2 separate regions of the Homo sapiens genome follow, and region 1 is linked to region 2. A link is a contact called in ENCODE Hi-C or POLR2A ChIA-PET data. All regions are on one chromosome and are shown on one strand. Each heading gives the region's core, a stretch centred on a gene start or an enhancer-like site at or near the end of the contact. The rest is flanking DNA. Distances are from core to core; before and after follow the strand shown.

Region 1 (2,797 bases), core at 146-2,645, 1.0 Mb before region 2:
ATGGATTTGCATGGACTTCAGTGTGCGAAGGCTTTGAGCCATCTGTTTTACATAATAAAATGACTATTACCTCTACTTCAGGATTAGGGTTTCTATAATGATGAAATCACCGGGTCATGGTACAGTGCAAAGTGTCCCTTGGATTTAAGCCTCAGCATTTAATTCTTCCCACCTCAAAAAAACAGTGGAGTTGGAAAGGTTGACCACTATAGTCTATTCCATTTCTAAACCTCTAGAATCCAAAAATCAACAGTAGTTCAGGGTTCAAATAATGCCAGTATACAAATTCTTCCAGAGAAAAGAGTAAGAAGGAAATCATCCCACCGCTCATTTTATGGAGTACTGATAGCAAAACCAGACAAAGGCAGTAAAAGAATGAAAAATCAGTCAATTCTATGAGTGAACATAGAAGCAATAATCTAAAAGCAATTTTAATCTAGCAAACCTACTTAAAAACAAACAAACATCAGAATCAAGTGAGGTATCTGAGGAGTGCAAGGTTAGCTAAACACTACAGAAATCATCACATTAAAAAACTGAAGTAGAGGCCGGGTTCAGTGGCTCACACCTGTAATCTCAGGACTTTGGGAGGCTGAGGCAGGAGGACTGCTTGAGCCCAGGAGTTCGAGACCAGCCTAGGCAACAAAGTGAGACCCTATCTCTAAAAAAAAAAAAAAAAAAAAATCAGCCAGGTGTGGAGCCCCCACCTGTGGTCCCAGCTACATGGGAAACTGAGGCAGGAGGATCACTTGAGCCCAGGAGTTCAAGGCTGCAGTGAGCCATGTTTATGCCACTGCACTCCAGCCTGGGTGACAGAGACCCTGTCTCAAAACACAAAAACAAAAACTAAAGAAGAAAAAAGGCACATAAACATTTCAGTAGAAGCAGAAAAAAATAAAAAGGTAACATTAGAAATCTATGAATACAAAGGAATTTCTTAATCTAAAAAAAGCATCTACAAAAATGTAACAAAATGCTTAATGATGAACCAGTAGAAACAACTTCTTTGCAACAAGTAGAAAATGTAGAACTTAAAATATCATTTAAACTAGCATCCCACAAATAAAAAGTATCTAGGAATAAAATGAAAAAAATATATACGAGACATCCTCTGACTGATCTACTAATTTAATGCAACTCCAAACACAAACTTGAACAGGGAAACTGAGAAAGACTAAAAAAGATCAAGACACTTCTAGAAAAGGAAGAAAAAAACAAAAGATGGGGCTTGCAAAACTGCTACAATGCAAGGTAAAAAAACTAACGTACTGGCAAACGGGCAGACAAACAGGCAGAGGGGGCAGACTCCACACACCAGAAACCAATGCATGCATTTATGAAACTGATGCATGCTGGGAGCAGCACTGTGAAATTAGTGTGAAATGAAGAGATGACTCATTCAATAAACTGTGGTCAAACAACTGCTCATATCTATTTGAGAAAAAATTAAATTGGACTCGATCTCATACAAGACTCAAAAATCAATTACAGATGGGTTAAAAACTCAAAGGTGTGAAACTAAAACCTTTCAGAGGATATTTTTATGAACTCAAAATCATAAAGGAGTTTTTTAACTAGACAGAGAAAATGTAAACCATAAAGAAAAAGAATGACAGCTTTGGCCATATTGAAATTAAAACTTTTCTAAGAAAACTGGGAGAAAAATATTTGCAATCCATATCTAACAAAGGATTTCTATCTAGAATACATAGTCTCAAAATTCAATAGTAAAAAGCAACAGTCCAATCAGAAAATGGGCAAATGACAAACAGATATCTCACCAAGAAGGATATACAGATGGTAAAAAAGCATATGAAAAGATATTCAACATCATTAGCCATGGGAAAATGTAAAATAAAACCACAATGAGATATCACTACATATCTACCAGAAAGACAAATAAAAAACAATAACACCAAATGCTGGTGAGGGTGCAGAGAAAATAGATCTCTCATATATCACTGGTGGGACTGTAAAAGTGGTACAGCCACTCAGGAAAAGTGACTGGAAGTTTCTTATCAATCTAAACAACCCAAAAATTGCTCTCCTCAGAATTTATCCCAGAGAAATGAGAACTTAGGCTCACGTAAAAACTTGTTCAAAAATGTTCATAGTAACTTTTTTTTTTTTTTTTTTTTTGAGACAGAGTCGCACTCTGTTGCCCAGGCTGTAGTGCAGTGGCCCAATTTCGGCTCACTGCAACCTCTGCCCTCCGAGTTCAAGTGATTCTCTTGCCTCAGCCTCCCAAGTAGCTGGGATTACAGGTGCCTGCCACCACACCTGGCTAATTTTTATGTTTTTAATAGAGACGGGGTTTCACCATCATGGCCAGGCTGGGCTTGAACTCCTGACCTTGTGATCCACCCACCTCAGCCTCCCAAAGTGCTGGGATTACAGGTATGAGCCACCGCATCCGGCCATCATAGTAACTTTATTCTTAACAGCCACAAACTGGAAACAACCCAGACATCCTTCAACGTGTGAATGGTTAAACAAACTGCAGTACCTTTATACCCTGGCATATTACTCAGGCAGAGGGAATAAACTATTGATACATGCAACTTGGATGGATTTTAAGGAAATAGGCTGAGTTAAAAAAAAAAAAAAAAAAAAAAAAGCAATCTCAGCCAGGCACAGTGGCTCATGGCTGTAATCCCAGCAGTTTCAGAGGCCAAGTAGGGCAGATCACCTGAGGTCAGGAGTTCAAGACCAGCCTGGCTAACATGGTGAAACCCTGTTTCTACTAAAAATACAAAAAATTAGCCGGGCTTAGTGGCATGTGCCTGTAGTCCCAGCT
Region 2 (2,786 bases), core at 183-2,682:
CTCACACTCATGCCAAAGGAATGAAAGTCAAAGGATCTTCCACTCAATCCACATAGCAGGGAACGAAGTGACAGGGATTCTTAAAATACAAAATAGATTTTAAAAAATCCTCAAATTGGGAAGCATGGGCAGTTCTCTTAATAGCAAAGAGTTGAAGGAAAAAAGAGCTTTCTGGTTTTGTTTTATTTTACCAGTTGTAAGAACCATGCTGTAGAATTGACCATCTACAGTGAAGAGGGTTTGTGGCATATTTCTATCTATTCTATTTCTATTTTGCTACCTCTAGTCTTGATACTGTGATCCTAGGCTCTTAAGCAAACCTCAAAAATTTTAAAAATGTGTTTATCAATTATAAAAATTTACTCTTTTCCTTCCAGAAAAAAAAAGTCATTATATATTGGAAACCTGACTTTGAGTACACTTTGGAGGACCAAGTTATAGATTAGTACCTCTTCAAATATGTAACTCCTTATATACCATTTTAGTGGCATTTACTTCAAAATATTCTGTATTTGTTTAGTGAAGTGCCCCTGCATCAGTCATATTTGCTGAATGTTCACAGTGGTCAGGGTGTTTGCCAAAGGAGAAATGAGTCGCTGTTACTGTACAAAGATACTCAAATTCTTTTCACTTAATTCTGCCTCTGGAAACAAAGATAACAACTTTGATCCAAAAGGAAGAAAAATGAGAAATATTTTGGAATATGGGATAATGGTTAGCAGGAATAGTCATGGCATTTATGAAAGGAATTAAATTCCAATCACAACACATTATCTTCTACCATTGTTTGCTCTATTTTGGTTTTTTTTTTTTTATTTCTCACCATTATATAAATCCAATAACACATTGCTTTGCCATATGTCTGCTTCCTTTAAAAAATGCCCACAGCCAACTGATGGGAAGTGCTGGCACCATCCTGTCAAAGTGTTCTCATGGAATTTGGGGTCACTGGACATCAGCTCCTACCTGGGGTTTGATAGTTCAGTGAAACCATCTGGCAGCCAGCGTTCCAGAAAATCTGAGGCATGTAATTACTGGAATCGACTCGGCCTCCCTTGGGGTAAATGCGACTCATTTGCCGTTTGTTATAACTGTAACTTATTAAGGAAAACAGAAAAAAAGAGTCCTACAGCAGAGAAAAATAAACAACAAAGAGCTAAAACAACAAAGGTCTAGGCCAACAATGACAAACAAGTAGACAGCACAGAGCAGATTTCACATTTACAAATGATGCTTAAGATCACAGTTCACTGTGTGGATTATAAAAACAATTTTCATTTGGGCAGATTGTCACAGCTGCCATGGTCTTTCCCACATATCATTTTATGAACTCCACCACCAGAATGAGATATTAGCCATTTATCTATTTCAGAGGCTCTTGCCAAACCAACGTGAGTCAACCACTCATTCCACTTGATACATAAGGATACTTGACAAATTCAATTGCATGTGTCTTCAAGTAGCCAAGACCGACTGATTCATTAAAAGAAGACATGTTATAATGAATATTGCGTTCTGTAAAAGAAAAGCAAAGATGGATTCAGGAACTCTGCCATCAAACCCTCACCGAAAAACAGCAATAAATAAATGCAATTACACCCTGAATCATGAGGCCTTGGAGGCTAATGCTACATTATCATGTCAGTAGCTCCTACTTTCATTGACATCCTGTGGATGGAGACATCTGTCTTTTCAGCCACCACCGAAATATGAATTTTTGATGATAATGATGATTACGATGGCTTCTCTAGCCCAGAAATGAAGTTTTTAAATACTTCTTATGTTTTTTTGAAAACCAGCTTTTGATTAAAAGGAGTCTTGTGAATGCACTTGGGAACAGAAGAAGCTACATGCCCAGCACTAACAAATCCATAGTCTCTCATCGCCACCTTGTGGTTGAAGTCGTGAATGACAATGTAATGTCACCACATACCAAGGTGGCTTCTATGGTCTGTGAAACAAAAATAAGGTGAGGTGGAACAGCCCCCATGCCCACAAAGAAAAATGGCAACAAATTAGATAAAAGCTCATCAGCACCATAAAAGAAAATCAAGCAAAAAAGGCGACTGCATTTAACCTTTGGTGTTACCTTCTGCCACATGGAAACCTTGAAACTTTACAGGCTGGGCGTAGTTGATCATTGTGGACAAATATGGATGGATATTAGTGGTAGCACCTACATATTTATAAGATGCCATCCACGCCTGCTCATCTTCTACAGTGACCAGGCCCTACAAGCACAAGGAAGAAAACATATAAGTTGATGACTTCAGTAGGACCCACGGATACGTGCTGCAGATTTCCTTAATAAAGATAATTGCACACACACAAATTGAAAGGTAAAGGCTTTTTCTTCCTCAATTATGCTAAAGGATACTTTAAGAAGTTAGTGTCTGTTGTAGCTCTGAATAATGCAAAAGGAGGTAATCATAAAATATTAAGCTTATCTTACATTTGTAGGACATTTTTAGATTTTTAAGGGACTTTATTCAAGAAATTACTGGCCGGGAACGGTGGCTCATGCCTTTAATCCAGCACTTTGGGAGGCCAGGAGTTCAAGACAAACTTGGCGAACATGGCAAAACCCCATCTCTACTAAAAATGCCAAAAATTAGCTGGGTGTGGTGGCGTGAGCCTGTAATTCCAGCTACTTGGGAGGCTGAGGCAGGAGAATCGCTTGAACCCAGGAGGCAGAGGTTGAGGTGAGCTGAGATTGTGCCACTGCACTCCAGACCAGGCAACAGAGCAAGACTCCATCTCAAAAAAAAAAAAAAAGAAATTACTAT

The links. Hi-C counts contacts between places; a loop is a spot of excess contacts on that map. ChIA-PET counts read pairs that join two places held with the same protein, here RNA polymerase II (POLR2A). Pooled maps may share reads with other maps.
Region 1: a loop to region 2 is called in a pooled map, with 2.3 times the contacts of the local background. The contact joins two enhancer-like sites. A Hi-C loop is called at or near these places in 3 of 37 single-sample maps with no recorded cell type and 3 of 50 pooled maps. POLR2A ChIA-PET finds 5 or more read pairs at or near these places in 1 of 52 experiments (AG04450).

Annotation. Positions count from the first base shown.
Region 1 is chr20:10,445,754-10,448,550 of GRCh38, reverse strand. All of the region lies in intron 1 of SLX4IP (SLX4 interacting protein), which reads right to left. Among named protein-coding and RNA genes, the nearest start is that of SLX4IP, 12 kb to the right of the region's middle. Within about 2 kb of position 1,395, at least 7 of the 41 ENCODE cell types and tissues checked have a DNase peak (open chromatin) inside an H3K27ac peak, as active enhancers do.
Region 2 is chr20:9,407,362-9,410,147 of GRCh38, reverse strand. PLCB4 (phospholipase C beta 4) reads right to left here. Exons shown (of 40, transcript NM_001377142.1): 22 at 2,090-2,231; 23 at 1,431-1,515; 24 at 967-1,091. Among named protein-coding and RNA genes, the nearest start is that of LAMP5, 110 kb to the left of the region's middle. Within about 2 kb of position 1,432, at least 2 of the 41 ENCODE cell types and tissues checked have a DNase peak (open chromatin) inside an H3K27ac peak, as active enhancers do.